3 separate regions of the Mus musculus genome follow, and regions 2 and 3 are each linked to region 1. A link is a loop called in an ENCODE intact Hi-C map of the cell type or tissue named here. Cell type or tissue: left cerebral cortex. All regions are shown on one strand. Each heading gives the region's core, and the rest is flanking DNA. Links, peaks and the distances in the headings are about the cores only. Region 1 overlaps Atad1 (ATPase family, AAA domain containing 1). Region 2 overlaps Minpp1 (multiple inositol polyphosphate histidine phosphatase 1). Region 3 has its middle 22 kb from the start of Gm36419.

Region 1 (10,722 bases), core at 3,215-8,214:
TTGTTATCAGTAGGAGCTTTATAGGGCTTCTTACTATACTTTTGAACAAAAAATCTTATTTATTTTTATATTTAGTGCTAAGTGATAAGGAACCAAAAGGACATAGTTTTTATAAACTTCACTCATTTTAATTACTACCATCAGGTTTATATAAGTAGAAGAGCTCACACTCCGTGTATAGTTGCTGCTGTGTGACTCTGAACCTCAGAGTACATATATTGAATAATGATATGTATCTGCCTCTAATCACTGCTTCATCAATGGTCATAATAAAAAATAATGTTCTGCCGGGCGGTGGTGGCGCACGCCTTTAATCCCAGCACTTGACTTGGGAGGCAGAGGCAGGCGGATTTCTTTTAAATATTTATTTATTTATTATAAGTACACTGTAGCTGTCTTCAGACACTCCAGAAGAGAGCATCAGATTTCATTACGGATGGTTGTGAGCCACCATGTGGTTGCTGGGATTTGAACTCAGGACCTTTGGAAGAGCAGTTGACACGCTTAACCGTTGAGCCATCTTACCAGCCCCCGCAGGCGGATTTCTTAGTTTGAGGCCAGCCCGGACTACAGAGTGAGTTCCAGGACAGCCAGGGCTACACAGAGAAACCCTGTCTCGAAAAACCAAAAAAAAAAAAAAAGTTCTGTATATAGAGTAAACTTTTGAAAGAGGAGAATACAAAATGAAAATGAAAAATGAGGCTTCACAAATAGCCTTTTTAAAAAAATGTTTATTTTAACTTACTTGTTTTTATTTTATGTGTATTGGAGTTTTCAGTACATATGTCTGTATGAAGGTGTGAGATCCCTTGCAACAGGAGTTGTGAGCTACCATGTGAGTGCTAGGAACTGGACCTGAGCTCTGGAAGAACAGCCAGTGTTCTAACCACCGAGCCATCTCTCCAGCCCCTTCACAAATGGTCTTAGCCCTGCAACTTAAGCCAGACTGAACTTGTGTCATTTCTGGACAAGGTGTGTGTGAAACAAAATACTGTACTCTGACCCCCTGGAGCTGCCCCTGCGTTCAGTTGCACATGCTGCTATGGGACCACTAATCAAGACAGAACCTGCAGTGCACAGTGGCCACACATGTTATCCTAGTTATACAGGAAGTGGAGACTGAAAGTGTAAAGGTTTAAGGTCAACCTGAGCAACGTTATGAGGTCCCATTTCATAAAAATACTGGAAATTTTGTAACCATAGCCAATCAGATAATTTATTTTGTGCTCACATTTTTTCCCCCATAATACTGATTTCTGACAGATTCACTACATGATACTTAATATCTTCAATTTGGTGTTCCTAGTTAACCTTTTTCTTTTTCCTCAAATAAACTATTCTTGAAAAACAAATTATAACATTAGGGGAGAAGAGATGCTTTAACAGGTAAGAGTACTGGCTGTTCTTGCAGAGGACCCAGGTTCAGTTTCCAGCATCCACACTGACTCATGCACCTAAGCTCCAGGAACGGGCTGCTCTACCAGCCCCCACCCAGCTTCTCTTGAATCCAGGGATAAAAAACACAGACACACACAGTTGTTTAATTTCAACTTGCCTTTTTGGCACAATTGCTGGGCGCTACTTATCTCCTGCCTGGAGAAGCTCTGCATCTTTCCACCTGCCCTCAACTTTAGTTGTTCAGTTACATCTAGTCCCAGCTAAACATTCCCTACCTCCCACCTGTAGGAGCAGCCACGAGCCACCAACCGCTCTGTTCAAGATCTCGAATGGCTGGCTACCTTTTCTCCCTCAAAAGCATGGAGAACTCTTTCCTTGCATCTGTCTCTTCCTGCAGGGACCTGGAAATTCACCTATTCCTTCTGCCCAGCAATTGGCCCATGGCTTTTTTTTTTTTCTTTTTTCTTTTCCTCTTGAGACAGGGTTTCTCTGTGTAGCCCTGACTGTCCTGGAACTCACTCTGTAGACCAGGCTGGCCTGGAACTCAGAAATCCACCTGCCTCTGCCTTCCAAGTGCTGGGAGTGTGACAGGTGTGTGACACAACTGCCTGGCAGCCATGGCTTCTTTACTGCTAGATCAAGAACCAATTGGGGAACAGGACCTTAGCATCAGAACCACCCCTACACACACACACACCACATGGTGTCTTATAACCACAAGAAAGTCCAGTTCTAGTGGGTTCAATAGGGATGCAAAGCAGTACGTATGAGTGCATTCACACAAAACATTCATGCACACAAAAGAAATACAGTTACTCTAACAAACAATGTATTTTTAACAGACAAATTTAGTAAATGATCATTGCTGATTTCATTTTCACAAGAGATAGGCTGAGTGTTGGGGCATTTACCTGTAATTCCAGCTCTGGAAAGGTAGGAGCAGGAGGATTTCAAAAGTTACAGCTAGCCTGGGTTATGTGGTGAGATCCTGCCTCAAAACAAAACAAAGAGCTGGAGAGATGACTCAGCTGTTAAGAATTCTTCCAGAGGTTCTGAGTTCAATTCCCAGCAACCACATGGTGGCTCACAACCATCTGTAATAGGTTCTGATGCCTCTTCTGGTGTGTCTGAAGACAGCTACAGTGTACTCACACATATAAAATAAATCAATCTTTAAAACAAAACAAAACTGGCTGGTATAGACCCACTAGCCTGTAATTGTAATGTTTAGGAAGCTGACACGGAGATTCCCAATAGCAGAGCAGCCGGTGCTATCTGTGAAGCCTATCTGGGAAAGTCAAGGGTTAGGGATGTAGTAGTCAAGTGTTTACCTAGCATGCCCTGAGTTTAGTCCTCAGCATTGCAATATAAAAATAAAAGAGCAAGAAAAAGATCACCTACTTTGATGGCTTTACATACAATAGAATGCTAATAAATCTCCTTAATGCTAGATATAGATTCAGTGGAAGGGAAAGAACTACTGTAAAGTCAAGATGTCATCTTTGTCATCTAGATTGGCTTTGAACTTTAAATCCTTTCTCTCCTGAGCACAGGAATTGCAGACACATGGCACCACATATTTCCTTTTAGTACAAGTGATTTATCCATGTTACTTAGTTGTGACTTATGAAGTCTTAGTGATTATGTATATTGTATATTTGTGTTTTTAATTTTTGTTGTTTTTTGTTTTTTTTTTTTTTTTGTTTTTTCGAGACAGGGTTTCTCTGTGTAGCCCTGGCTGTCCTGAAACTCACTCTGTAGACCAGGCTGGCCTCAAACTCAGAAATCCGCCTGCCTCTGCCTCCCAAGTGCTGGGATTAAAGGCATGCGCCACCACCGCCCAGCTTGTGTTTTTAATTTAAAATAAAATAAAAAACCCTTAGCGTGGGAGAGTCTCCATGGTGCAGCGTGCTTGTGGCAGTCAGGCAGAAGACACCTTGAAGCCGTTGGTTCTCCCCTTCTGTGAGGGCACCAGGATCCTAACTCAGGACCTCAGGCTGGGTGTAGCCTGCTCACTGCTGAACCCTTCACTGGCTCTGCACATTGGGTTGCTACCCAAGAGCCCAGGCTTTCTATAGCCATTTCTCATAAGTTTCCCTAACCTGTAGAGTGTCTGATGTACACATCATACAAGTGAGTCTCTTGATGTCATCCTAGTACCATAAATTGGAACTCAGATTCAGAACTCATATTATTCTCCAGAAAATGAGAATGTGTCCTTTTCATCACCTCTTTGAAATACAGTTTTATGATGAGGGGAACAGCCTTTAGTTAGTATAATGGTTAGAGAAGAAACCACATTATAAATGAGGGTGACACTTATGGAACATTTCCTGTTAATAGTTGGCTTTAATGAATATATAAGATTGGTGTAGACCAGTGGTGCATGCCTGTAACCTCAGCTTGTAGAATGTTGGTACGAGAGCCATTGCAGTGTGATACCTGCCTGATTTACTTAGTGAGCGTAGGTCAGTCATGTCTGTATAGTAAGACCCTGTCTTAGAAATAAGCCAGGTATGGTGACACATGTCTTTAATCTCACTCCTTGGAGGCTAACACAAGTGGATCTTTATATGTTGGAGGTCTAGTCTGTCTGTATAGTGAGCTCCCTGTCAGCAAAGGCTACACAGAAACTCAGTAAAATAAAGTGTAAGGTTTATTAATGGAAATACCTTACAAACTGCCCAAAATTAATTTCCTAAATAATAATGTTTTGTTTTTGTTTTTGTTTTTGTTTTTGTTTTCTAAAGATGTCTTTATTTATTATATGGTACACTGTAGCTGTTTTCAGATACCCCAGAAGAGGGCATCAGATCTTTTTACGGATGGTTGTGAGCCACCATGTGGTTGCTGGAATTTGAACTCACGACCTTCAGAAGAGCCGTTGGTTCTCTTAACCACTGAGCCATCTCTCCAGCCCCCAATAATAATGTTTAATGTGTTTGAGTGGTTGGACAGTTAGGCCATGTGCAAGAAGATGTATTAGGATTATGCCTTCTTCACAGCAGACTGTACAGTATAGAGGCAGTGGAGGAGACTCTAGCCATTCATGGGGAGCTAGCTCCTCAACAGTGTGTGGCATTTTGGTTTGCAAAACCACAATTTTTTCCCCCACAAATAACAATTGCTATTTCATTAATATGTGTTTTGGCTTGAAGAAGGGAATGATAGTGTTGCTATTTTTCTTTTTTTGTATGTAGAAAAGGTTAAAATTTATATTTATAATCATGAGTCAGAGGTTTTTTAATTTTTTTTTAAGATTTATTTATCTTATACATATGAGTACACCGCCATTGCTCTCTTCAGACACACCAGAAGAGGACACCAGGCCCCATTACAGATGGTTGTGAGCCACCATGTAGTTGCTGGAAATTGAACTCAGGACCTCTGTAAGAGCAGTCAGTGCTCTTAACTGCTGAGCCATCTCTCCAGCCCATTGAATCAGTTTTAAATGTATTTTACTTTTTTGGGAAACAGTTTTTCTTTCAGATTATGTTTTCAAAGACTGTTGATAGATAATGCTTGGACGTTAGATTCTTTCTGGCAAACGTATCATCATAAAAGAAACAACAGTAAGTGGTGGATGAAGCCTGTCATGACAGCTGGCACCTTAGCAACTAATGATACAGTCTTCCTTCTTAGAGAAGTGAGACATAAAGAATAATGGTGTTTTCAGTATCTTCATAAATAAAGATTTGAAGTGTAATGTTAGGTTTGCTGGCTTTTTAGAGATTTATGTATTTTTATATATATGAGTACTCTGTATACAGAGTAGCCAGTTCTCTTAACTGTTGAGCCATCTCTCCAGTTCCCTTAGCACACTTTTTTTAAGGTTTTGCTTTTGTGTCTACTTTTTATTTATTTATTTTTTTGTGTCTACTTTTTATTTATTTTTTTGTGTCTACTTTTTAGAGCATTGCTGTAGATACACACGGTGCTTTTTGTGGTTTTTGCAGTTTTCAACAAGCTTTGTTCAATATTAGTTCACATTCCTCCTAACAGTATATCAAAATACCCTTGTACTTTTTTTGTTTTGAACGAGGAGGGGTCTTACTCTGTAACCCTGATTGGTCTGAAATTCACTATGTACACAATGCTGGACTTAACTCAGGGATCTGCTTGTCTTTTTGTGCTGGGATTAAAGGCGCACACTAACATGAACTTGTACTTTTTCCCTTATTCGATTAATAGCTCATTTAGTCACTTTTACCCATCTTTTACATTTGGTAGACATTTTAAATTTATTACTTTAATCAAACAAAATGTAGAAAATAAAAATAAAAGAATCAGAGTGGTAAGATTTTGTTTTAGGACCACTTGATCCATATACAGACTTGCATAATGTCGTGGAATTTAAATATGTATTTGTACTTACATTTGTCCCCTCTAGATGGCAGACTTGGCTAATTAACAATAATTTTACCCTGTAATTTTAAATATCATTACATGTAAAGAGTAAAAATAGGCCGGGCGTGGTGGTGCACGCCTTTAATTACAGCACTCGGGAGGTAGAGGCAGGCATATTTCTGAGTTCGAGGCCAGCCTGGTCTACAAAGTAAGTTGCAGGACAGCCAGGGCTTTACAGAGAAACCCTGTCTTGAAAAACCAAAAAAAAAAAAAAAAAAAAAAGCAAAACTAGAATATAAAATTTGGTAGATAGTTTAATTTACTTTAGAGTTATTTGAGAAATCTAAAACTGTCAGGCAGAAATAGTACTAGTGATTCTAGATAAGTATATTCCTATATAATAATATTATGTTTGTATATAGCAGGTATATCTGCCGTTAGGTTATTTATATCCTTATGAAATTGTCACCAAGTGTGGTGACAAGTGTCTTACCTAAGCACTGAGGACTAGAGGCGGGCAGAGCTGTGATGTGAGTGTGAGGCTAGAATTCCAAGGCAGACAGCACTGCATAATGACACCCTGTTTCTTTCTTTTTTTTTTTTTTAAAGATTTATTTATTATTATATGTAAGTACATTGTAGCTGTCTTCAGACACACCAGAAGAGGGAGTCAGATCTCATTACGGATGGTTGTGAGCCACCATGTGGTTGCTGGGATTTGAACTCTGGACCTTTGGAAGAGCAGTCGGGTGCTCTTAACCACTGAGCCATCTCACCAGCCCGATACCCTGTTTCAAAAAAACAAGCCAAGACCTTTCCTTCTTTAGAACATCTTTGTTTTTATTTTTGTTGATTTTTAAAAATTGTTTTTCTTTTTAATTTTTTAAAATTGTGCATTGGTATTTTGCCTGCATGTGTGTCTGTGTGAGGGTGTCAGATTCCCTGGAACTGGAGCTGCAGACAGTTTCGAGGTGCCATGTGTATACTGGGAACTGAACTCAGATCCTCTTGAAGAGCAGCCAGTTCTCTTAACCACTGAGCAATCTCTCCAACCTCTAAAGTTGTTTTCATTTCTGTATTTTTTATTTTATTTTGTTTTATTTTTTTTTTGGTTTTTCGAGACAGGGTTTCTCTGTGTAGCCCTGGCTGTCCTGGAGCTCACTTTGTAGACCAGGCTGGCCTCGAATTCAGAAATCCACCTGCCTTTGCTTCCCGAGTGCTGGGATTAAAGGCGTGTGCCACCTCGCCCGGCCATTTCTGTATTTTTTAAAAGGTAACTAATAGACTCAGAAGTTGGTAGGACTGATAGCATATTTTCTCCTTTAGAATTTTTCCTTTTTTAAAAAAAATTTATCTGTAATTCATTTTTTATACTCCATGTTTCATTCTCCGCCCCTCCCCATCCCATATCTCCTCCCCATCCCACCCCGTCTCCACGTGGATGCCCCCACCCCCACCCCACCTGACCTCTAAACTCCCTGGGCCTCTAGTCTCTGGAGGGCTAGGTGCTTTATCTCTGAATGAACACAGACCTGGAAGAAGTCTACTGTATGTGTGTTGGGGGCCTCACTCATATCAGCTGGTGTATGCTGCCTGGTTGGTGGTCCAGTGTTTAAGAGATCTCAGGGGCCCAGATAGAGACTGCTGGTCCTCCTATAGGGTCACCCTCCTCCTCAGCTTCTTTCAGCCTTCCCTAATTCAACAACAGGGGTCAGCTGCTCTGTCCATTGGTTGGGTGCAAATCTGCATCTGACTTTTCAGCTGCTTGTTGGATCTTTTGGAGGGCAGTCATGATAGGTCCCTTTTTGTGAGCGTTCTATAGCTTCAGTAATAGTATCAGGCCTTGGGGCCTTCCCTTGAGCTGGATCCCACATTGGGCCTGTTGCTGGACCTTTTTTTTCCTTAGGCTCCTCTCCATTTCCAGCCCTGTAATTCCACCATCCCCGATGTTTTAGAAGTTTTCTTTCCCCCTCCTTTCAGAGCTTCTGTTGTCTCTGAGGGTTGGGGTGAGCACAGAGCCTCTTACATGCTGGGCAAGCAGCCCTCTGCGAGCCACCATAGCCCTTGTCAGAGTTTCATGCTTGCTTTGGTTCCCAGCTTTCATTTGAAGTTAAATCCTGTAAGGTTTAAATTTAGCGTACCACCCACGGAGCTGGTGGTCCAGTGAGATGAGGCTGTGAAATCCAGAGAGAAAGCACCTAAAATGAATCAACTGCCATCAGAAGCCTCACACTTCCAGGGAAATGCCTTTTTTATAACGTTGTGAAAGGACTTAAAGGGTGCCTTTCACTCCTACTCCCAGGATGTAGTCATTTAATAACCAACCATATTTTGTAAAATACAAAGCATATTAACATTTTTATAATTCATTGGTATAGGTACTTATTATATTTGTGAAATACAGTGTTTTTGGAAACTTACACTTCTGCAATAATGGATCTTATAACTGAAGAGTAGACATCTTAGTAGAAATCCAGTGAGTTTTCACCAGTCTTTCCAGATATGCAGTTGTTTGATTATTTTAATCTTACGATTAAATTCAATTTTACCTATAAACATTTGACTAATGCTGTTTACCATGAAATTTCTCTTAAATGATTAGCTTAAAAGCCACTTCCCAATGATAATGATCTCAGAAAATATTGTCGGTAGAGCTAATTAATGCCTCGTTTGTCTTTATATGTTTAGGTTATAGTAATGGGAGCTACCAATCGCCCTCAAGACCTTGACTCCGCTATAATGCGAAGAATGCCTACACGATTTCATATTAACCAGCCTGTGAGTAGTCTTTATTGTATTGAAGAGGGAAGTAATTGCCTTCTGAGAAGGCTTTTATCTGTGACTTACAAACAGGATCATTTGGTTTTTGGATTTCTGGAAAAGAAAGGTATAAGGAACTCCTGTAGGCTGTGCCCTCTCTGGTGCCTTTCTGTTTTTCTTAGTTTATCCTGAGATCAGTGCATCTGCCCTTTCCCCTAGAAGTAGATAAGTACCTCAAAATTGCCTACAGGCTTTAGTAGTTTACCTTAGGGAGATACAGAAGAAAATCGAATTAACGTTTTGGATTAAGACAGAATTAAATTTGGGAACTAGAGGTTAAAGGATCATTGTTTTCTGAATTCTTAGCCTAGAACAATTGAGATTGATTATTACGAAGTTAGTGGTTCCAGAACCAATGTACTGTGCTGTGGCTATGAAGAAAAATGCCATTCCACTTCTGCTTCCATTTGGTTTTGACACATTCGCACCCTGGAGCCTGGAACTCTAATAGGAAACCCACCACAGAGCGCAGGCGCAGGCTGACCTCAGACTCTAGGCCCACGTTCCACAGTGTTGCTCCTCAGTGTTGCTCCACAGTGCTGCTCCACAGTGCTGCTCCACAGTGCTGCTCCTCAGTGCTGCTCCTCAGTGCTGCTCCACAGTGCTGCTCCACAGTGCTGCTCCTCAGTGCTGCTCCTCAGTGCTGCTCCACAGTGCTGCTCCACAGTGCTGCTCCACAGTGCTGCTCCTCAGTGCTGCTCCTCAGTGCTGCTCCACAGTGCTGGTTCACAGGAGCGAGGAGCTCCTTGCTACCTTACCCTCGAATAGGCTGTTATAACTTCTTAACATCCTATATTTTCTATAGAGGAAAACAATTTATACAGTTGTGAATTTAGTCAGCTTTTATACTGAAAACAATAGGTTCTCATGGCAGGTGATGTGTTCTATATGAGCAGCATATTATATGTATAGGCACTTAAGGGAATTTAGTTTATCCTTTCAGATTTTATAATAAAAATATAACTCCATTTATAATCTTACAATTTTTAACCTAACTCCATTCTAACCTTGAAGTTATATTCTCTCAGTTGTCAGATTCAGTTGATGCAGTGAAAACGGGCTCCTAAGGTTAAGGTCGTGGGCTCTGTACACTTACTCTGCTAAGCCGTGTGCTAGAGCCAACACTTCTGGTTCTTCTGGGGATATATATATATATGTATGTATATATATGTATATATATATGTATATATACATACATACACACACATATACACACATACCTACATACATAAAATCATTTAATCGGATAAATCACTGAGGTCTTTTTGAACAACAGAGAATGAGGTAGATAAATGAGACCAGCAAGGCCTTCGAGTCCTAATGAGCAAAGATAAGAGAGTGTGGAAGCAGTTAGTGGGTGGGTTTGTGTTGACTTAGAGCACTGAGGAAAACAGATGTCTGTCAGTCTGGGAAGGTAGACTCCTGCGATGTTTACATGGACTGTGTATGTTTCACATACATTCTCTAGTTTCCAGGCAAGATAGTAGACTAATTTAAAGAACATTTGTTTACCTACGAGGCTCTGAATACTAACACTAGTGATCTTTATCAGAAATTCAGTTGTAGGACTGGCAGGATGGCTCAAAGGTAAAGGCACTTGCAGCCAAGCCTGCTGACCTAGTTTCAGGAACCCACAAGGTGGAAAGTGAAAACAGATTACAGAAAGTAAGCTGACCTCCACTTGTACTTCTCCGAAACATAAATATTTTTTAAAAGACTTAAAAAATTAAAAATTGAGATGTAATTCTAAAGACAGCTAAGGATTTTGATGTACCTGTTGTATTAAAAATAGGGTTGGTTATTAAACTGTCAATATGATACAGTGTGCATTATCAAAATGAATTATAGTAGGTTTCATCAACTTGTTAGATGTATATACTGTTAACAAACAAGCTGGAATCTTGTCATTGTTCATTTTATTTAATGTATCTTAGGGGTAATTCTTTTGTGTGTTAGCTACATTGTCAAAGAATTTAAACTGATCCTAAAATTCCTCTCCAAGTAAAATACTTATTAACTGAAAAATAGTTGTTGGTGATCATCTAACACATCTAACCTTTCTGTTAGAAAGACCGAGGTATGGAAACAACGGAGCTTTGTCTCATTTATTATGTGATTTTATAGTGAGTTCAAAATCTTTTCTTAATAAGAATGAAT
Region 2 (10,722 bases), core at 2,275-7,274, 200 kb after region 1:
CTTTTACCTTTGCTTCTGCTCCACTGCTTTGTCCAGGTGTAGAAAAATGTCCTGAAATAGGTTGCAGCTGGACCGGCTGTTAATGGTGTAGCCATAGCTTCGTTTCCAGTACTGTTTCAGGTCGTTTAAGTATTCCAGAACCTAAAGAGAAACATTTCAGAAGTAATTCTAATACAGTTCCAGAAATGTAACAAAGTCCTGTTAATAATTCTCAGAGAAGTTGCACTAATTCCATTAGAGAGCAGGCAGCAGAGCTTAGCACTCACGGCCTACAACTGCCGCCCCGGGCATCTGAGGCCTCCACGGTCCAGCACCCACCAACACCTGTGGCACCAAAACTTTGCACCAGGGCTAATGGGAAATGAGGGCCATGGGCTCTGTCCCACGCCTTCTGACTTATAGTCAATGCAGATTTGTGAGAATATTAAGACAAGAGCTCCTAGAGAATCTTGGTGCTAGTCAAAGTTTAGGACAGAGTTAGACCAGTGTGCTGGATCCCAAACAAACACCTCAAAGTCAGCAAAGGGGAAGGAAGATACAACGCACAGATTTCAAAATAAAGGCAACTAGGTAAAAGTATGTTAATCTACTCGGAGATAACACAATAGCATTAGGAATGAAAACAGTGACAAGTGACCATTACAAATCCCCTATGCACACGTATGTCATGAACTAGGCTTGAAGATGCAGATTCAACAGGCTTACAGCCAGGTATAAGTTACGTAACTGACTTAAGAAAATCTGAGGAAGCAAATAACTAGAGTCAAAGATCTAAAGAGAAGTTGCTGTTGAAAAGGCTGGGGACAGGTTTACCAGATGGCAGATCTGGATAAGGCGAATGACTTTTATGTGAACATCTTAAACACAAAAGTTGGCCACAGAGTACGGTACTCTGGGAACATTTACAACAGACGATGGTGCAGAGCTGTAAAAACAGGCAATGTGACAGGGAGTGGCTGGTTCTGCAATCTCTATAAAGACCTGCCTGACTGCCAACAAGACTTCTGTCTTAACTGTCCCATCACCACAGGCAAGCATATTGTTAGCATCTTTTATTCCATGTGCTTATCTGACGTCAGAATCTTCAGTTGTAAGCAAACACCGGACATAAAACACCCACTATAACAACTGTTGGCTAAATAACAGCAGAAAGGGTCCATCTATCCACAAGGCCCCAGATAACCAAAAATCTCCATGGTGCTGAGAACTGTGTAATTGTCTCTTCATTTAAAATGCACTGTACATTTAGTGTGTATGTGTGTGTGTGTGTTTGCACACACACAGAAGCACATCTTTGTATGGGCTGGTGCATGTCAAGGGCAGAGGGCAGAGGGCAGAGGGCAGAGGGCAGAGGACAACTTCAGCTCAGGCTGTCAGGTTGGGCATCAAGCACCTTTACCAGCTGAGCCATCTCACCAAGCCATCATCTTTAACTTTCAAACATCTCAAACACAAAAATATGCTACAGTAATATATAACAATCTCATGTGGACCCACCATCCAACTTCAACAAGAATCGCTTAGTCAATCATGTTTCAACTATGCCCGAGTTAGCAGTGAATTAGCCTCAGGTAAATCCCTGGTACAATCTGATTCATCCGTGAGTGCTTCACCGTGTGACCTGCCTCACTGTGTGAGTTCCAAGGGCTAACAGATAAAGTTATTTTTAATCAAATCACTGAAAAAAGAACTTTAAAAGACAGAGTTATATAATTTTTTTTTTAATTACGAAAAGTTATGTGCATGTGTGTGTTCGTGAATGGTGCCTCTGGAGACCGGAGGAAGCATTAGATCTCCCACGGTTAAAGAAGGCTGCGAGCCACAGTGTGGGCGAATCTGAGTCCTCTGTAAGCACTGTAAGTGCTCTTAACCACTGGGCCAGTCATGTAGCCACAAGACATATTTAACTAACTGCCTTTTACGGATAAAAGGAAACTCTTAATTTATTTGAACATGTATTTCAAATTGTTAACTCATGGTTGCTTACATAAGTTCTTTGATCACACAAAGCAAAAGGGATAACCCACAACACAGAAACCTGGCAGGCAACATTCTCATCAAGTGATCAAACATATCAAGGATGTGACAAACTGACATCATTCTTTATGATGGGAAACATTTAGAAGGATTTCAAGTAGAATTCTTGTCAAAAATGTTTAATCTGAACTTATGTATTTAGGTATACCCAATATATTCTGCAGGAAAAAAAAAAAAAAAAGCCTAGATTCCTATGGGATGCCAGTGCACAGCAAATGAAAGAAATCTAGAGTCCTTTTTCCAGATGGAAGGAGTCTCGACACACCACCAAATGGATCAGACATCCTTGAAGAGACTCTGAATTTAAGAACAGCAACTATAGAGGGCTTTATTAAGATGCCTGTAAAAAATTGTGTGTTGGGATGTCCGTTCTATGGTGTGATTACGATATATACTGTGATGCCTGAAAACATGATATGAATGGTCATCTATCCATGGCATGGAAGAGAATGGTCTTGTTTGGATGCACAAGTGCTCACCCTATCATTTTGGAACAAATAAGAGGGAGGACTCATAGGAATAAAGAAATACATAATTCTGAAAAGAGATGTCTTTAACATCAAAAGTTCCAGGGGCACCCTGAGGTGTTTGACAGATGTGGCGTCAGGTTTTGCCATGCATGAAATCACCTGCTGGAAGGAAACAATGTACAGAAAGCAAGAATAAAATGTCTGAAAGACAAGGAAGTTAATAAGGGTGGTCGAGGGATGCACACAGGCAGGGTCAGCAGAGGCAGGTGATGACCACCTCAAGGAAAGTGGTGTGTGTTCTGGAAGTAGGTGTGGTCGGTCATTACTAGGGGCCACACATGGGCAGAGCCACTCAGAACAGGAAGGAAGCAGGCAGCCAACTGAATCACATCCCAAACATTTCCACAACTATGGCAACCTTGGCAAACAAGTTAAATGACATTTCTCCTTTTTCAGAAATTATCATTTCTATAATCTTGAAAGTGATCTCCTGATCACCTGATCACCCCCTGGACCCGTGCAGGAGGAGGAGGGAGGAGAGGAGATGTTCTGACATGGGAACGGTGACCAGAGATTTCTTTGTACTTACACTGGTAACATTATTAATGGTGTTCTTTTCATTTTAAAAGTGTCCAGCCAAAGGTGGAATGAGGGAGAAGAAAGACGTCTAAAGGGAGCACAGGTCCAGAAATGAAAGTGAGAAACAGGGAAAAGAAGACAGGCACCTCGTGCTGTCGCTCAGATACAGAACAGAAACCTGGCTGGGGTGGGCGGAAAGCGGACGGGAGGAGGAACAGAAGAGGGCAGAAGGAAGCGGGGAGCAAGGTTAGTGACTTCTACGGAGATGTCACAGCCCAACCCATAGACTCAGGTCTGTGGGAAACCGTCCTGAGGTAACTCGGCTTTACACTGGCCTCAACAATCCTTCCTCCCAGAAGCAGGTTTTTACTTGGAATGAGGGGAGGGCACCTGGAAATCACGGCCCTGGGTTCTATCTCCACAAAAACACTCCTGCAGATGAAATACAAGGTTCCAAAGACAAATCCTATGTTCATCCAAAACAGGGCACATTAAAGGCAGGAAAGCTGGGAAGTTTCTAAGTAATGAGTCCTGAGCCCAGTACAAGAGGTCACTGCGGGCTGGGGAGTAATCACCCAGCACTGACTCAGCACAGAGGGGAAGAAACGACACACGTGACACCCGTGTACCCCGGCACTCAGCACCCTAGAGCGGTCATCCACTGAGATGCTTCACTCCCCTCAGCTCTCCCGTGAGCCCCTCCTACACTGGTACAAGAACCGTGGCGGCGTGACCTTTGACATGTTACTGCTCATCCGAGCCGCTATGAAACAAAACAAAGCAGCTCATGGGCTTCAAATCGTGCTCTATTTGGCAAGGAGTATATTTCTTTAGAATGTGGAAGCAATTTTTGGTTCCCATATGAAACACTGGCATTTACATATGCGTAAAGGTAACTAAGGCCCAGAGGTCTATAATCCCGGACAATCCAGAACACTGTCCCACCCTCCCTTTCTACACCCAGCACTCACGAATCACACAGAATTTAGTCCCTTAAGATCGGAGGTCTTCCTATAGTCCTTAAAAGTCCATAATCAGGTGAAAACAAAGGAAATGAAAACTGAAGTGAACCATGGCCACCAGCAGGTGCAACCAGGCAGCATCTCAGTCAAACATCGGAACTGGCTTCTCAGGAAAACTACTTAGGGTGAATCAGGTCTGTGGAAAATGGTTCTCTCTGCAGCCCACTCAGCTTTATATTAGCCTGCCACCTGTCCAAGCAGTCGGTTTTTAATTGGGACGAGGGGCACCACTTAGAAATCAAATTACCATTTTTCTGAGTTCCATGAACCCAATTATTTACCCACTTAAGCATTTATTCTCCTTACTTAGGAATATCGGGAGTTAGTCCCGGGCAGTTTGTATACCCGAATCCTACCGATTTTCTGAAAAGCTGCTCTAAGTAATAATAAGAAAAAATTCAAATAATGACCAAAAACCATGAGGAAAAAATATAAACAAAATACTTACCCTTGCATCATCTACGTCAAACACATCACACCAGGGAGAATGGACACCTTTAATTGCCAGGTCAAATGAACAGGTGAAAAAAGCTACCTGAATTAAGTCTGGGGAAGAGAACAGGTAAAATGTGTGAGTTACTAGTTTCTTTGGTTCTTTAAAGGCTACAGACCCATAAAAGGTTACGTGCATAGTTAAACGCACAGCTGAAAAAACGGAGTTTCTGGAGAAGAGACGACGGAGGATCAAAGCCTGGCCTGCATGATGCCAACAGCCAGCTGCACCACTAGAGGGGACCGTGTGGGAGACACTTCAATCCAATGAGACTACGCAGCCCTCTGGAAATGGAAACTGTTTTAGTTTTTAGAACTAGTTGGTTGCTAAGTGCAGGCTGCCTAGGAAACCCAACAGAGGGTTAGCCCAACGGCTTATTAAATAGAACTTGATATTGATAACTTCAGAGGGAGAAAAGGAGAGCCAAGGTCTTGTTTAGTTCCCAACTTGAACATTAATAACGATAAAGTATATTTATTATCAGTTTTTAAAACTACACAATAGTTCACATTATAACTATTAGGTACATAACCAGAGACACCATGGAAGATTGAGACGGAAGAAGAGAGTGAAGGGGCGGGAGAAAGACGCTGACTCCAAGCAGAACACAGGAAAGGACAACCTCAAACAGCAAGGAGGGAACGAATGGTCGCTTTTCAAACTTAGCTGCCCAAGAAATCACAGCAGGTTTCAGAAAAAGGAACCAGGGGTTTTTACACTGCTAACTGCTTTACTTAGGCACAAATGGGTACTAAAAGAAGGGATAGGTCATTGAGTACTTGGGCTTCTAAAGGAGGCCTTGGTCAACACCAGCCAAGCACTGTGTTCTCTGGTAAACAAGTGGGTAACACTTAATGATGGAGAGAAGAGATGAGGTGCAAACTGCAGGGGTGCTAGCATTACTCCAGTTCATTTTACTGTTTGTTTTTTCTTTCCCAAAGGAAATGGGACCAACATTAATTAATTGATACTATATGCATTCCATATCAGTTCAGTTTAAAGAATGTCTGAGGTAAATATTTAACAACAACAACAAATACACTTTGGGGTTAGAAAGATGGATCAGCAATTAAAAACCCTGGCTGCTCTTACAGAAGATCCAAGTTCTACTCCCAGCACCCACACAGCAGCTCACAATGCTCTGTAACCAGTTCCAGAGGATCTGACCTCCTCCTCTGGCCTCCATAGGCACCAGGCAACACATGTAGTTATATATGTGCATGCACACACACAAAACAGACACACGCACACTCAAACACACATAAAAATCTTTTAAAAGGGAGCTGGAGAGATGGCTTAGTTGTTAAGAGCACTGAGTGCTTTTCCAGATGTCCTGAGCTCAATCCACAACAACCACATGGTGGCTCACAACCATCTGTAATGGGGTCTGATGCCCTCTTCTGGTGTGTCTGAAGACAGCTACAGTGTACTCACATACATAAAAATGTATTTCTCTAGGAATAGACATAAAAGCTATTGGAAATGTTTCCCAACACGTAATAAGTCAGTGTGGCATGTTGATACTGCGCATGTCTGATGCCATGACATGGCTCATTTAGAGTCTCAGTCTTAGCTCTCAGACTAGGAAGTGGTGTATCTATATCCAGAAACGAATGACAAAACAAACAGAAGACACATCACCAAGCCAGGCCCGGGAGATTTCAACCTTTCCCTCCCTCCAATGCGTTCTTCTAATATCTTAGAAACTAATCCACAGTAGGAGACACAATATCTCTTCTCTACCTACTAGTATTTACCAATATCCAATAAGTTGTAAAGTTCTAGAAAATAAGAAAACACTTCATTTTCTTAATTTTCCATTGCTAGGTGACCATGTTTCCTCTTACGGCCATCTGCTTCCACTCTCCAAAGCGTCCCCTACAGATGGCAAGCTCCAGGCAAGCACTCCACTACAGCAGTTCAAGAGAGAACCTCATGCCCTCAGAATCTCTACAGACAAAGCTACAAACCCCACTTGACTTTTCACTTACTAAAACCTACCATTCTCCCACATTAACATGCAGTCCTAAAGTTTCCCAAAATTAAAGGATGTATATGATTTTTTTTACTTGTATTATTTTACTAAGAGATAATTCAGAAAAGGCAACTTTTACACTATAAGTAATACTTAGAAATGAGGCTCTCATAAAAAAAAAAAAACCTACATTTAAGGACCTTGCATAATAATTTATAAAAGATTTAAAGAAGATGAAAATAAAAATAAGTGCCCGGTATATCATTTTCCTGACCCAAGACATACTATTTAGTTAACATAGATTTAACTATGGACCTTAAGAAGAGTGACTTTTTTTTTTTTGGCTTGTTTTACATTTAACACCTCCAAACTACTTAAAACAGAATGTAAGGGAAACACAGCATGAATATTACCTGCATTTAAACTGTTCATTGGCACTTGCAGAGTAGCTGCAACTTTCTTTAAGACCTTCTGCATTTCTGGTCCAGTTTTGAAAGCTTCCACATGATAAAGAGCCGTCTCGTTTCTTTCCACATCAGTTAAGAACTTCTCACAATGATCGAAGAACCTCATTAGTTTATCATTAATTCTTGGAGGGCCACACTCCATATCTGAAGTGAAAAGAGCACACATATGTAAGTCACAGGCATAAGTTACAATTTCCAGTCACTGAAAATGTAAAGGGTAAAAAGGAAACATTTAACAAATGATTAAGCTGTGTCTGGGAGGAAAGAAACCAAAACTGAAACAAGCATTGATCAAGAGCATGGTACAGTGGCCAGTGGAGCCAGGAGAGGAAGTCAGATTCTGGGGAGCTGGAGTTAGGTGGATGTGAGCTGCCTGACAGGGGTACTGGGACTCGAACTTTCGTCCTCTGTAAGAGCAATAATCTCTCTTAACCCCACAGTCATCTCCTCAGCCCCAAAGAGAATCATGTTTTGCTCCATGCATTTTTTTGGGGGGGGGGGGATTGGGGCTCAAACTCAGGGCCTTTGTATGCTAGGCCAACTCTCTACCCACTACATCCCTAGCCCAGCTTCTTCATTTATAACAATTATAATGTACCAGCGGATATGCTAGAAAAGACTTTTAAAAAGTAGACTGAAAATGACTTAAAGCAATGCTATACAAGGAAATAATTTACATAAAATAAATATTTTCTTGCAACAAGAGTAACAGGAAAGCATGAAAATGCAAACCTGTTACTGTGAGACCCGGACTTAGAGCGTTTCTCCCTGGAAGGTAAAGCCCCTGGACGTTCCCCAAGCTTGTTTTCCCTGATCTCTAAAAATACAGCTAGAAGGAAGCTCTTTGTTCTCTATAGCCAGCAAAAGCCTTTTTGTTTCTATACTTTACAACCAGAGATGCCTGCCTTCCTGTGCTGAGGACATGGGAGATAAAAATTCAGAAAGAGCTCACTCCCCACTCCTGCCTTGTAAATTTCACCAAGGACACCTGAAAGAGAAGAACTCTCTTCCCAACTCCTCCCAACTCTCCTCCCAACTCCTCCCAATTCCTCAGCTAGCTGTTAAAAGCCCCTTACTGATGGACCATGTAGAGACTGCCATAGCCAGGGATCCACCCCATAATCAGCATCCAAACGCTGACACCATTGCATACACTAGCAAGATTTTATTGAAAGGACGCAGATGTAGCTGTCTCTTGTGAGACTATGCCGGGGCCCAGCAAACACAGAAGTGGATGCTCACAGTCAGCTAATGGATGGATCATAGGGCTCCCAATGGAGGAGCTAGAGAAAGTAGCCAAGGAGCTAAAGGGATCTGCAACCCTATAGGTGGAACAACATTATGAGCTAACCAGTACCCCGGAGCTCTTGACTCTAGCTGCATATATATCAAAAGATGGCCTAGTCGGCCATCACTGGAAAGAGAGGCCCATTGGACTTGCAAACTTTATATGCCCCAGTACAGGGGAATACCAGGGCCAAAAAGGGGGAGTGGGTGGGCAGGGGAGTGGGGGTGGGTGGATATGGGGGACTTTTGGTATAGCATTGGAAATGTAAATGAGTTAAATACCTAATAAAAAATGGGAAAAAAAAAAAAAAAAAGAAAGAAAAATTCATAAAAAAAAAAAAAAAAAAAAAAAAAAGCCCCTTACTGTCACCGCTCAGGGTCGAACTCCCCTGCCCTGCAAGGGGTTCGGCCTCAGCTAGTTTGCATCAGGGATGTTGGCCAGCTCATCCCGGGACTTGAGTGGAGGCCCAGCATGGGGGGGGGGGGTCTTGCATTACTAAGTACTGTTTCCTTCCAGCACTGGCTAAGGAAGCAAACTAAAACCAGCACTTTCCAGATTTCGCTGAGCAAAACTCCAAGAAGAGTGTTTCCTTGGCTGGGCGTCTTGACGCACGCCTTTAGTGCCAGCACTTGGGAGGCAGAGGCAGACAGATTTCTGAGTTCAAGGCCAGCTTGGTCTACAGAGTGACTTCCAGGACAGCCTGGGCTACATAGCGAAACCCTGTCTCGAAAAACAAACAAAACAAACAACCAAAAAAAAGCAAAAAAAAAAAAAAAAAAAAAAAAAAAAAAGAAGAGTATTTCCTTACTTTCCAGATTTCGCTGAGCAAAACTCCAAGAAGAGCATTTCCTTTTCTCAGCTAACTTTTCCAAACTGCCTTACTTTACGAAATATTCTGTTTTGACATAAACTACAAAACCCAGCAAAGCAACATTAATATTTTGGGTCTGCTGTTTCATTTCAGAAGCCAGAGGCTTGCCTCTGGTAGGCTCACCTGCCTGAAGCTCTCAGCCAGTTTCCTGGTTAGCATTTACTAAGTTACACTATTTTCACAAGTTGGCAACAAATACTAATTGGAAAAGCTTTCATTACCATGCTTCAACTGTTGGGGCCTTTTCCAAAGTATACTCCAAATGTTGCCATTGTCATTCTTCCAGGAGGAAAAGAACACTATTGTTTCTGTGTCTGAACATGGAAAACCAAGCTAGACCATGTTATGTTGGATATATGTGCAAAAATACAAATATATATGTAAATATATTCCCCCAAATGGTAATTCTGTCTACTCTAATTGACAGTTGTATTTATAGTTCTTATATAAACATCCTAAATAAGAGAATTCTATCATCTTCTTATATGGTCCCCAAAAAACCTACCATTATCAAATCATTGTTCATTTCTACAAAAACCTAAAATCTGATTCTATGGCCTTTCTCAAAAGCCCATGTACACAATAGGCAAGCCACCCATCTCAGATGACAAGAGAGTTACTCTGTGACTGAAACAATGAGGGACAGCTTTACCCTGAGCTGTTCTGATCTCTGGCAATACAATCTGAGACAGAAATTCATTTAGCCTACGAGGTCCAATATATTTTTACACAGTGTACATTGTGCTTTTAGTGTCTGGCAAACACAGAAGTGGATGCTCACAGTCACCTATTGGATGGAACACAGGGCCCCCGATGGAGCAGCTCGAGAAAGTACCCAAGGAGCTGAAGGGGTCTGCAACCCTATAGGTGGAACAACAATATGAACTAACCAGTACCCCCAGAGTTCATGTCTCTAGCTGCATATGTAGCAGAGGATGGCCTAGTTGGCCATCATTGGGAAGAGAGGCCCATTGGTCTTGCAAACTTTATATGCCCCAGTACAGGGGAACACCAGGACAAAGAAGAGGGAGTGAGTGGGTAGGGGAGCAGGGCGGGGGGAGGGTATAAGGGACTTTCCGGATAGTATATGAAATGTAAATGAAGAAAATATCTAATAAAAAATTGGAAAAAAAGAGATTTATTGGTGTTCATTTAGTGTGCAACTAGCATGACTCAGTTCTCCCTTTCACAACATGCACCCAGGGACCCGACACAGGGCGTCAGGCGTGGCTGCAAGCCCCTGAACCTGCTGAGCCATCTCAGCAGCCCTGTTGTGCTACTTTAAATGTTCTAGTTTTGACACTCAAGTTCATTTGAATGGATTTAGGAAGATGTTCACTCAATCTAATGAGAAAAAAAAAGTAGCCATAATTAAAAAGCATACTCAACAAATAAGCATACATACATACATACATCAGCCAGTTGAGTTATTCAAATTAGTAACACAACACACAACCATGTGGAAATCTCTAAGAGGTTTTTAAGTATTAGGGGAGAAATGGGAAACTGAATTTTTCTGT
Region 3 (10,722 bases), core at 2,608-7,607, 170 kb after region 1:
TAGACACGGCAACCAAATGGTGGTGGAACGGCAGCTAGATGGCACTTTCACAGATTGTTGGTGGCAGTACATAGCAGCTTTGTGTGCTCATGCTAACTGTGTTACCCAAGAAACCCATTTACAGTGTCGCACACATAGGCTACAGGAAGCCTGCCCCCAGTTGGCTCTGATTGTGAAATAAAGCTGCCAACGACCAATGGCTGGGCAGGGAGACAGAAGTGGGACTTTTAGGATTCTCCAGGGCAAGAAACACTGTGAAGGAGAAAGGATTTTCCCCATGAGAGAGGGTGTAAGACCATGCCATGAAGGAGCAGGGGGTAAAATGGCTGAAATGTGGGTGCAAAAGGAAAGTGGCCCCATGGGAGGACTGCCCAGAAGGAAGCAGGGCAACAAAGATACAGATTTAGAAAGGGTTACCTCAGGAATACCAGACTCTACTCGTGTCAAACAGTGGGGTGGTGGTATGGTGATTGCTGCCCCTCACAGAGCTACTGCAACAGGCAGAAGGCATACTCCATTACATGGGGACGAGGAAGGATGGAGATCATTGCCACGAGGCAGTACAGGCAGCTTATGGCAAGTTGGTGGCAGAGCCCTGACGTTTTCATCCATCTCTCTGTTCAAGCCACCTGCTTTATGGAATCAACAGGTTTCAGTAGTGGGACAGTGAGGTCTGGCCTATATAGATGACAGCTGTGTCACTGAGTGAGGACTGAGATGGAGGTCAAACGTAGATATCTTCTTTCTTTGAGAATTCTCCTAAGATTTCGGACATATAAAAAATGGGGCTAAAACCTAATTAACACATACACAGCATGCACATAAAACATATGAGCACACAGCATTTTTAACCTCTGGTATGTAATCTCATGCCAGAGTCACAATTATTGCTCTAACAGGTGGGGTTTTCTTTTTTTTTTAAATAAAATCAATAAACATATGCTGCAACTTGGCTCTATATGGAATTACAGCAAGGTATAGATTGCACCTTATTTTAATAACTTCCAACAGGTGTGAGCTGTGCTGTCTTAGGGTTTCTGCTTCTGCACCATCATCGTGACCAAGATGCAAATTGGGGAGGAAAGGGTTTATTCAGCTTACACTTCCAAATTGCTGTTCATCACCAAAGGAAGTCAGGACTGGAACTCAAGCAGGTCAGAAAGCAGGAGCAGATGCAGAGGCCACAGAGGGATGTTACTCACTGGCTTGCTTCCCCTACCTTGCCCTACTTGCTTTCTTATAGAACCCAAGACTACCAGCTCAGAGATGGTCCCACCCACAAGGGGCCTTTCTCCCTTGATCACTAATTGAGAAAATGCCTTACAGCTGGATCTCATGGAGGCACTTCCTCAACTGAAGCTCCTTTCTCTGTGATAACTCCAACCTGTGTCAAGTTGACACACAAAACCAGCCAGTACATGTGCCTTGCTCTGAAAAACTTCAGATATAATTCTAGGTTATGGTTTAATACAAGAATCAATGAACTTGGACCAGCAAGATGGTTCGGAGAGTAAAGGCACTTGCTTCCATGGCCAACAATGAGCTCCATCCTGGAGACCCACATGTCGGATGGAGAGAACCGATTCCCACAAGTTGTCCTCTGACCTTCACAAGTACACAGCGGCATGCACCTCCTACCCCAACAAATAAATGAGTGTAATTAAGAGAAAAGAATCAAGAGCCTGTCCAACCCCCTGATGAACTAAAAAACAAACAAACAAACAAACAAAAAAACCTTCTAGACTAAGCATGTGGTTCGATCAGCTGGCATGGGAGACAGGAGAAACTGAAGAGGTTGGACATGAGGCTCCCATCCTAAGTTGTTTCTAGCTTCCATTTCTTACAACTTCCTGGTCTCAGCAATTACAGCCAGTGGCCCCAGGGGGCAAAGGGCAGCAGCATCTGGAACACATTTCTATGGCAGGGATGCAGTCAGAGAGTCCAGTAGTTCACAATTAGTCTGCATCATGGAAACAGACTACAAAGCCCCAAATAAACGTGTCCTAATTCCACTGCTAGTCCCGAGGGAGCTGAAGCCAATTTAGATGGAGCCTAAAGTGTTATAGGAAATATAAAATAGCACCACTAACTTCCACCATCTTCTCACTGGCCAGATGGGCCTCATAGCACTAACCGCAGTATCAGGATGAAGTGGAAAACTTAATCTTCCTGTGCTCCAGGGCTTCTCAGGTGTAGGTATGGTCCCCGCCCAGTGCTATTCTATAATATACAGAACCTATTTATAATCTAACACCACGTCTATCGCTGGGTAGGAGAATTTTAGGGTATGCTATAACGTTACATGAGATGATTCCCTTAGGACTGGCTCTTGTACACGTGTTTGAGCGAATGCCAATGAACACAGGTATCCATCTAGGAAAGTGCTTATGACATACATACACAGTAATCAGAGATTTTGGGAGGTGGAAAGAGGTGTCTGAAGCAACGTGGAGGTCTGCTAGACACGCTTTTAGCACTTTTTTTTTTGTAAGAGTGAGACTGCTGTGGAATGTTGTCCTCTGAGCATAGCATGGCCGTTAGCATCTGAATCAGCAGCTTTGAGTACTGGCAGGAAATGGCAGCAAGACTATGCACAGTCATTCATAGGAGGAAGGGAAAGCTTCAGAGACTTACCAGGGAGGCCAGCCACGCCCTACCTCCTAAGCAGCACTTGTTCCCTCATGCAACTGTACACAGCTGCACACTGCTACCTCGGGTGACTAGGCGGTAAACAGTTAGGCAAAGGGGCCTCTATCTTTGCAGTGTTTGAGAGGTCTACACTCGTGCTTGGTTGGGACTTCCAGTGATGCTGGTGTTTTAAGGGTCCTCTGTATTCCATTAGGTAAGCCTGATAAACTCACCGGTTCACAAAGCTAGGCACAGTGGCATACCATATAAAGTATCAAATTCGTATATCTTTGGATTTTATTGTGTTGGAAAGTTTGATTTTTTTTAGTCCTAAAAACCACATGGTATTGGTACACAGAGAGAGACAGGTAGTTCAAGGGAATAGAATTAAAGAGCCACAATTGAACTCACACACCTATGGTCACTTGATCTGTGACAAAGAAGCCAAAACCATCCAGTGAAAAAAAGACAGCATATCAGCCAATGTTGCTGGCTTAAGTGTCAGCCAGTATATGGAAAAATGCAAATTGATACATTCCTTCAGTGCTATCTGGGGTAGGGTCCTATCTGGGGTGAATACACTCCAGGAAACGTTCCCACCACAGAGGCCAACAGCAGTTGGAGCTTGAAAAGGTTTTCCTGATTTTTCTCACCTCCAGCAGGTCGATGTCTGAAGCAAAATTAGAAGCAGGTTGGAGAAGCTCCTGAGTGTGACCCTGGCGACCTCACCCTCTTTATTAGAAAACCTGAAGCCTTGCAACATGGTTAGACAGTGTAGAGTCCACCTACTCCGAGGTCTGTATGCACATCTGGGAGTGTCCTGTGTTGGGCTCAGGACCAGGAAAAAGACAACTGTTTCTATCTTGCCTTTTGAACGCCCTGGCTGATGGAGTCCTTGAACTCTGTAGCATGGTACGGAGATCCAGGGACTTCCCTCGGCCTACAGTATTTGGTTAGATAAGGGCACTGCTATTCTACAGCTAAAATAGATCAGTCAGGAAGGCACCCTCCCTCAGCATGATCTCCAACTATCAACAGCTTCTGGGAGCACGCCTACTCTTCTGCATTCTAAGGAAGGTGAGAGAAAGAAAGATTCCCTCAAGGAAGGGAAGCCAGTGGACAGACCCCAAGGATAAGAAAAGCATTCAGAATCAAACAGGTTTTTCCTAGCTGCCCGTGTCTGGTGACAGATTTCACCAATGTACGCTCAGACAGTCCACAGCTTCTTACACTGTGGGCTGCTACACCATATGGAAGTCACATAATTCAATGTGGGGAGAGAGTTGCAAAAGAAAACAACAACAACAAAACAAAAACAAATCAGCAATAGTAAAAGGTTTCTGAAAGTACAAACAAGATTAATAAACAAATCAAATGTGCAACAAGTCTTGGATGATTCTGGTACTCTTGCCTTTCTTGCCTTTCTGCAGCCCTGGTTCTGAGCACACACAAGGACTGTGTATCATGCGACGCCATCCAACACCAATGGGCACAGCCCGAAACACCTCAGTTCAGACATGAGACATGACGTGCAGTATGAACTGCTCTGTTTTTTTACTGCACATATAAAGTTTTTACTGCACGCTAATATAGTGGGTTAATGGAAAACAGAGTCTTGGAACATTTTTCTATTGCCCATACCATATAAAGTATCAAATTCATATATCTTTGGATTTTATTGTGTTAGAAAGTTTGATTTTTTTTAGTCCTAAAAACCACATGGTATTGGTACACAGAGAGAGACAGGTAGTTCAAGGGAATAGAATTAAAGAGCCACAATTGAACTCACACACCTATAGTCACTTGATATGTGACAAAGAAGCCAAAACCATCCAGTGAAAAAAAGACAGCATATCAGCCAATGTTGCTGGCTTAAGTGTCAGCCAGTATGTGGAAAAATGCAAATTGATCCATTCTAAAAAAAAAAAAAAAAAAAAAAAAAAAAAAGAGAGAGAGAGAGAGAGAGAGAGAGAGAAAGAAAGTAAGTTTGATTTTAAGAATTGCTGTTTCTGAGTTGTTGACCTACATTTCGTAAGAGATAGCTGTGAAGTTTGGCTTGGGATTAGGATAGAAATTCCAACTATTTCTGAAGTTACCTTAAAAATTGCCACTACCATTCTTTGCTATGTATTTATGCAAAGCAGAGTTCTCCGTATAGATTATTCAAAGCACTGATTAACTCTGAGAAATGTTGAAGATGTCCTACATTCTGCAGTATCAAGCATTCGACCATGATTTTAATTAAGTAAAAATAAGCACACACGGGCTGGAGAGATGGCTCAGTGGTTAAGAGCACTGACTGCTCTTCCAGAGGTCCTGAGTTCAATTCCCAGCAAACACATGGTGGCTCAAAAACATCTATAATGAGATTTGCTGCCCTCTTCTGGTGAGCAGGCATATATTTAGGCAGAATACTGTATACATAATAAATAAATCTATCTTTTTTTTAAAAGAAAGTACTGCTGCTCTTTTTAAAAAGCACACTTATCTTAATAGTATGTAAACTTGTTTTTTTTAAATAAAATGTAGAATTATATGTTTACCAAACAACTGTTTCTTATCACCAAATGTTCGATTTGTATACATATATTATAAACTTATATTCTGGGATTGCATAAACATTTCTTGGGCAGAAAGAGGCCTATCATCCTAACACTGAGAGGCTGAGACAGGAGGACTGCTAAGCATCTGAGGCCAACCTAACCACATAACTGTAAATGTCTGTTTTATTTCCTCAGTGGAAGTGATGAGATGAGAGCTACGCCCAAGCTGTGCAAATCCATGGCTTGGGCTGAGCCCAGAGCATTTCTTCCTCTGTTCTAACTATGCCTAGGCTAGGCCTAGAAGCTCTTAGCCTTCGTATAATCTGATCTACCAAGTTGACTGACTCAATCTGGCTTCTCTCTGTGTCTCCCTGAATTGCTCTGCTTGGCCTCATACTAACATCAGCAATCTGTTCTAATCTTCTGGCTCATTCTCATTTTCTGGCTCATTCTGTTTTCACTTGTGTCTAGCTTGATCTCTCTGCAACCTGCCTTTGTAAAACTGTCATACACACACACCACCTCTCTCCTCCAGCCCTCCCCCCCCCCTTCCATAGCCTCTCCTGTGCTGGTGCGAGTTGGGCGTATCCTATCTCTGACTCATTCTGTCAAATCTTTTTCTGATTTGTCACTTTGTCTGCCCCCCAGTTAGACAGGACTTTCAAACATGGCTGCTTCCTTCTACAAACGAACCTTACCTTTATTGTTAGGGATTAAAGGTGTGCACTAAAGTGTGTCTGCATTCCAGCCAGATCACAGAGACCTAGAAGCTCTTTGAGTGTGATCCCTTGCCAGAGCAGCCATGTTGCTGGATTAAAAGTTCTCTACACATAAAGAGTATTAGGCTAGCCAGGGATACACAGAAGGACTTTGTTTCAAACAGCAAACAAACAAAAACTCAAACCAAATCAACCAAGTGAATGAACAAGCAAACAGCCCTAATTATTTTTCCCAAATATTTATTTTGTTGAAAGTTTCTCAAAGCATTAGGTGTATGTACAGCTTCGTGTGTGCACCAACTGCATATTCAGGTGTGTAGAAATCAGAGGTTGATATTAAGTGTCTTCCCCAGTTGATTTCCACATTACGTTTTGGAGCTCAGAGTTTCAGTGAAGCTAGGTGGTCCTTGAGCTCTGGGGACTAACCCATCTCTGCCTCTACAGCCCTGGGATTACAGATGTGTGCCATTGTGCCTGGCCTTTCACGTGGATGCCACAGATACGAACTCAGGTCCTCGTGACCGAGCAGCAAGCTGTTCAGAATGAGCCATCTCTCCATCCTCAGTTTCTACACTGTTGACATTCAGACAAGACAATCAGTATTGGCTACGGGCCCCACTCTTGTGATTGGCCAGCCTGCCACTCACTTACAGTGTACTCAATAAACTTAAAAAAAAAAAAGTGAAAGAGGAACGGAAAGGAAGGGGAAGAGGAAGGGGAAGAGGAAGGGGAAGGGGAAGGGGAAAGGGAAAGGGAAAGGGAAAGGGAAAGGGAAAGGGAAAGGGAAAGGGAAAGGGAAAGGGAAAGGGAAAGGGAAAGGGAAAGGAAAGGAAAAGACAACTAGAACTGAGCTTGGTAGAAAGAAAATTAGAGAAAATAAAAAACTTCCAGCCCTCCTCTCATTTTCCACAGTGGCTGTTTTACATATAATGTAATAAAATACTCAAACAAGTTTCCCAGTCACACAAGGGTTATCCAAAAAAGGGTCATCCTTGTCATCTTCCCAGCTCTGTGGCTTAGAAGGATGGCTGCTTACATTCTGTACTGGCTAGTTTTGTGTCAACTTGACACAGCTGGAGGTATCACAGAGAAAGGAGCTTCAGTTGAGGAAATGCCTCCATGAGATCCAACTGTAAGGCATTTTCCCAATTAATGATCAAGGGGTCATCCGTGACTTCAAACTCAGGCTTCCTCATCACAGTTAGGAACCAGGCAACGGTCTTGGAGCGTGGCCTGATAAGGACGTGGCATTTGCCTCCAAGGCAGCCTGGTGGCCACAAGAAGAGATGATGGTGAAGAAAAGTTTGTGGTGTTACGAACTGGCAGGCATGAAAAGCAAGACAAATCTCATCTTGTGGCAGGCCTGCCACACAAAACAGCTGCTCTCACACATAAATGTTAGCGTTGAACGGGTGTAAGTGGGATGCTTGCAAGTGAAAAGGGCTTCCAGGTGTACCGGGTGTTCAGAAGGAAAAAATCAGAATAATGGCTAAGAGACAATTCAGTGATCTGTGACACAAATTCAGGGTCATAGCCACAAAGAGCAAATGAATGAATGCTTATTTTCAGCTTAGGTTTGGCAGAAGGCAGCCAAGTTCCAAGTGTCATTAGTGAGCTGCCTGAATTACCACCAATTTTCCTACTTAATATTCTGACTCAGCTATTTAACTCCAAAACTTTTTTTTTTTTTTCAAGACAGGGTTTCTCTGTAGTCCTGGCTGTCCTGGAACTCACACTGTAGACCAGGCTGGCCTCGAACTCAGAAAACCGCCTGCCTCTGCCTCTGCCTCTGCCTCCCGAGTGCTGACTCCAAAACTTTAAGGATGTGGACGAACCTGTTCTGGAGTTCCGACGCATTCGTTGGAATTGTGAGCTGGTTATGACTGGAGAGGAGGAAGCTTTCCTTCATCCCCATGCTTGTTTCTGCTTGTAGTGTCATAGTTAAGATCAGGATTATATACGTAGTTTCAAGTGAGTGTGGGCAACTTCAAAATGACCACAGAATCAAAAAAAACCAACAACAAAGCATAGCACAAGGCACACATGCAGTTGTGGCTTAGAAGGATGGCTGCTTACATTCTGTACTGGCTAGTTTTGTGTCAACTTGACACAGGCTGGAGTTATCACCGAGAAAGGAGCTTCAGTTGAGGAAATGCCTCCATGAGATACAACTGTAAGGCATTTTCTCAATTAGTGATCAAGGGCGAAAGGCCCCTTGTGGGTGGGACCATCTCTGGGCTGGTAGTCTTGGTTCTATAAGAGAGCAAGCTGAGCAAGCCAGGTGAGGCAAGCCAGTAAGGAACATCCCTCCATGTCCTCTGCATCAGCTCCTGCTTCCTGATCTGCTTGAGTTCCAGTCCTGACCTCCTTGGTAATGAACAGCAGTAAGGAAGTGTAAGCCGAATAAAACCCTTTTCCTCCCCAACTTGTTTCTTGGTCATGATGTTTGTGCAGGAATAGAAACCCTGACTAAGACACCTTCTAACCTCAAATATTTGAGTCATGTGTCTTTATGTGGTTGACATTAACTACAGTCCTAGTTAATGATGAAATCTAACAACTACTATCACACTTTCATAATCTCTGACATTACACCAAGTGTTCAAAGAATCCCAAGTTATTTAGCCAGCCTAGGACGCCAAGAATACTCGCTTTTCAGATAACACCTTTGGATAAAAAAATAAGGTAGACTTATCTTTACGTGGCCATAGGTTAAATGTAGTACTCAAACAGAGAATGTACTCAGAAGGGATTAGTGAATTAAAAATACCAATTCAGGGTGACAGGATGGACCAATTAGGTGCAGGTGGCTACCTTCAAACCTGGCCACCTGTGCTCTATCCCCAGACTTGAGTGTAGCCAAGCCACTGCAGCAAGTTGCCCTTGGATTTTCATATGTACGACGGACACACAAGCTGTCTTGGGGCTTGAGTATCTGCCAACTTAAAGTCTACCCGCAGGGCCTTCCTTCCCTTTTCAAACAAGGTATTGCTCCAACAGGGCCATTCCTCCTGATAGTGCCATTCCTTATGAACCTATAGGCAGACGTTTCCATCTGAATCACCACAAAGGTACATCCACAAAACAAATGCAAAAAAAAAAAAAAAATACAAAATTCTAATTTGTACTAAAGATGGGGGATCAAGAAGCCTTGTGAAAAAATTCACATCAGTTGAGTCACTCACTCAAGAACAATACACAATCTATGACTCCTTTTTATGAAATCATTTTCAACTAACTCCCAACGATTTTCAGTTATGCATGGCATGGTGAGTACTCTAGGCAGTGAATACGGAAAACTGGACCAGAGAAGCATAGGTTCTACAAACTGCTCTTCTCTTGTTGGGATCTGCAGTGTATGTTACGATGTTCGTTTAGGTAAAACAGGATTGGAAAGATGCTCATTATTTTTATATCTACACTATTTAAAGGTGTGAAGAGACACCATGACCAAGGGAGCTTACAAAAGAAAACATTTCATTGGGTGTTTGCTTAAGTTTTAGAAGGTTTAGTCTACGACCATCATGGCGGCAGGCAGGCAAGCATGGTGCCGGAGCAATAGCTGAGAGCTTACCAAAGTTGGAGACAGAGCTTAGGCTTGGGTGTAGGCTTTTGAAACCTTAAAGTCCACCCCCAGAGACACACTTCCTCTAACTGGTAACCAAACATTCAATTATGAGTCTATGGGGACCAATTTCACTCAAAGCATATCTTCTTTGTAGGATTTGTATCCTGGAGGAAGGGTAAATGAATCTCCATCATGTCTGCACAGAGTGTGTGCATTTGTGGTACTATACTAGAATAGCATATAACCAATGCGAACTAGCCCTGGCTGTCCTGGAACTCACTCTGTAGACTAGGCTGGCGTCAAACTCAAAACCCACCTCCCAAGTGCTGGGATTAAAGGTGTGCACCACCACGCCCGGCTTAACCTGTATCTTTTCGGGCTAAGAGCAGTCCCAGTACGGTGCTGAAGGCATGGATGAGTTCCGAGAAATTGCTTCAATCCATGTTGGAAGCCCAAAGACGCTGGTGTCTGATCTCACTGGAGGGTGATGACAACAGCAGCAATGGAGAAGTAGCCAGATTCAACAGCAAAAGACTTCTCCCAAATCTCTCTTTTTATCCGGATGCTGGAGAGGGCCACCACTCTGGAGGGTCTGTCTCTCATGCTATCTTGGAAGTGCCGGCTATACCTGTCAGAGGCACGTCTCTTCCTTGTTAACAGTAATTATCAGTGCCCAGCTCTGAATACTTGCTATTCTAGAACTCGGTTCTGAAAATGCTGTGCAACCTTTTTTTTTCGAGACAGAGCTTCTCTGTATAGCCCTGGCTGTCTTGGAACTCACTTTGTAGACCAGGCTGGCCTTGAACTCAGAAATCCGCCTGCCTCTGCCTCCCAATGCTGGGATTAAAGACGTGCGCCACCACTGCCCGGCATGCTGTGCACCCTCTTTTCACATCATGAATACCACGTTTAAAGCTCCCCAGTGTGGGCTTATTGCTTTAATTATTCATCAGTGCTACGTTTTTTTAATCTTAGAAAATTCCGTTCAAAAAGATTGGCAATGTCATATAATCCAGTGATTAACTTACTTTTGAACATGCCTCTAGCTATGCATTTAAATTTTACTACTTGAGCATGTATACGGGTGAGCACACGCACGCATGTGCACATGGGGAGGTCAGAGAGCAGCTTGAAGGAGTCGGTTCTTTCCAACCATGGAAAGCCAGGAGATGAAACTAAAGTGCTCATGCAGGCATCGTCATCCACTGAGCCAGCTTGCTGGCTTACATTTTACAAAATGGGAGAGAGTATTAAAAATCTCTTG

What was found. Peaks named below come from ENCODE experiments on the same cell type or tissue, not always from the same donor. Only the 100,000 strongest peaks of a DNase experiment are listed, where the experiment ranks them.
Region 2: it touches region 1 in a loop (3-fold over the local background); 24 of 42 quality-filtered maps call a loop at or near these places.
Region 3: a loop joins it to region 1, with 3 times the contacts of the local background. A loop is called at or near these places in 16 of 42 quality-filtered maps.

Annotation. Positions count from the first base shown.
Region 1 is chr19:32,685,034-32,695,755 of GRCm38, reverse strand. It overlaps Atad1 (ATPase family, AAA domain containing 1), which reads left to right. Exons shown (of 10, transcript NM_026487.3): 7 at 8,434-8,523. Among named protein-coding and RNA genes, the nearest start is that of Atad1, 22 kb to the left of the region's middle. In left cerebral cortex, for the core only: CTCF peaks have their summits at 4,234 (motif pointing right) and 5,788 (motif pointing right); DNase peaks (open chromatin) are centred at 5,847 and 7,865.
Region 2 is chr19:32,487,803-32,498,524 of GRCm38, reverse strand. Minpp1 (multiple inositol polyphosphate histidine phosphatase 1) reads right to left here. Exons shown (of 5, transcript NM_010799.2): 2 at 6,990-7,187; 3 at 4,557-4,654; 4 at 8-141. Among named protein-coding and RNA genes, the nearest start is that of Minpp1, 7.4 kb to the right of the region's middle. In left cerebral cortex, for the core only: CTCF peaks have their summits at 4,169, 4,815 (motif pointing right) and 6,001 (motif pointing left); DNase peaks (open chromatin) are centred at 3,336 and 4,854; H3K27ac peaks cover 236 bases.
Region 3 is chr19:32,515,881-32,526,602 of GRCm38, reverse strand. No RefSeq gene overlaps it. Among named protein-coding and RNA genes, the nearest start is that of Gm36419, 22 kb to the left of the region's middle. In left cerebral cortex, for the core only: a CTCF peak has its summit at 5,007 (motif pointing left); a DNase peak (open chromatin) is centred at 3,667.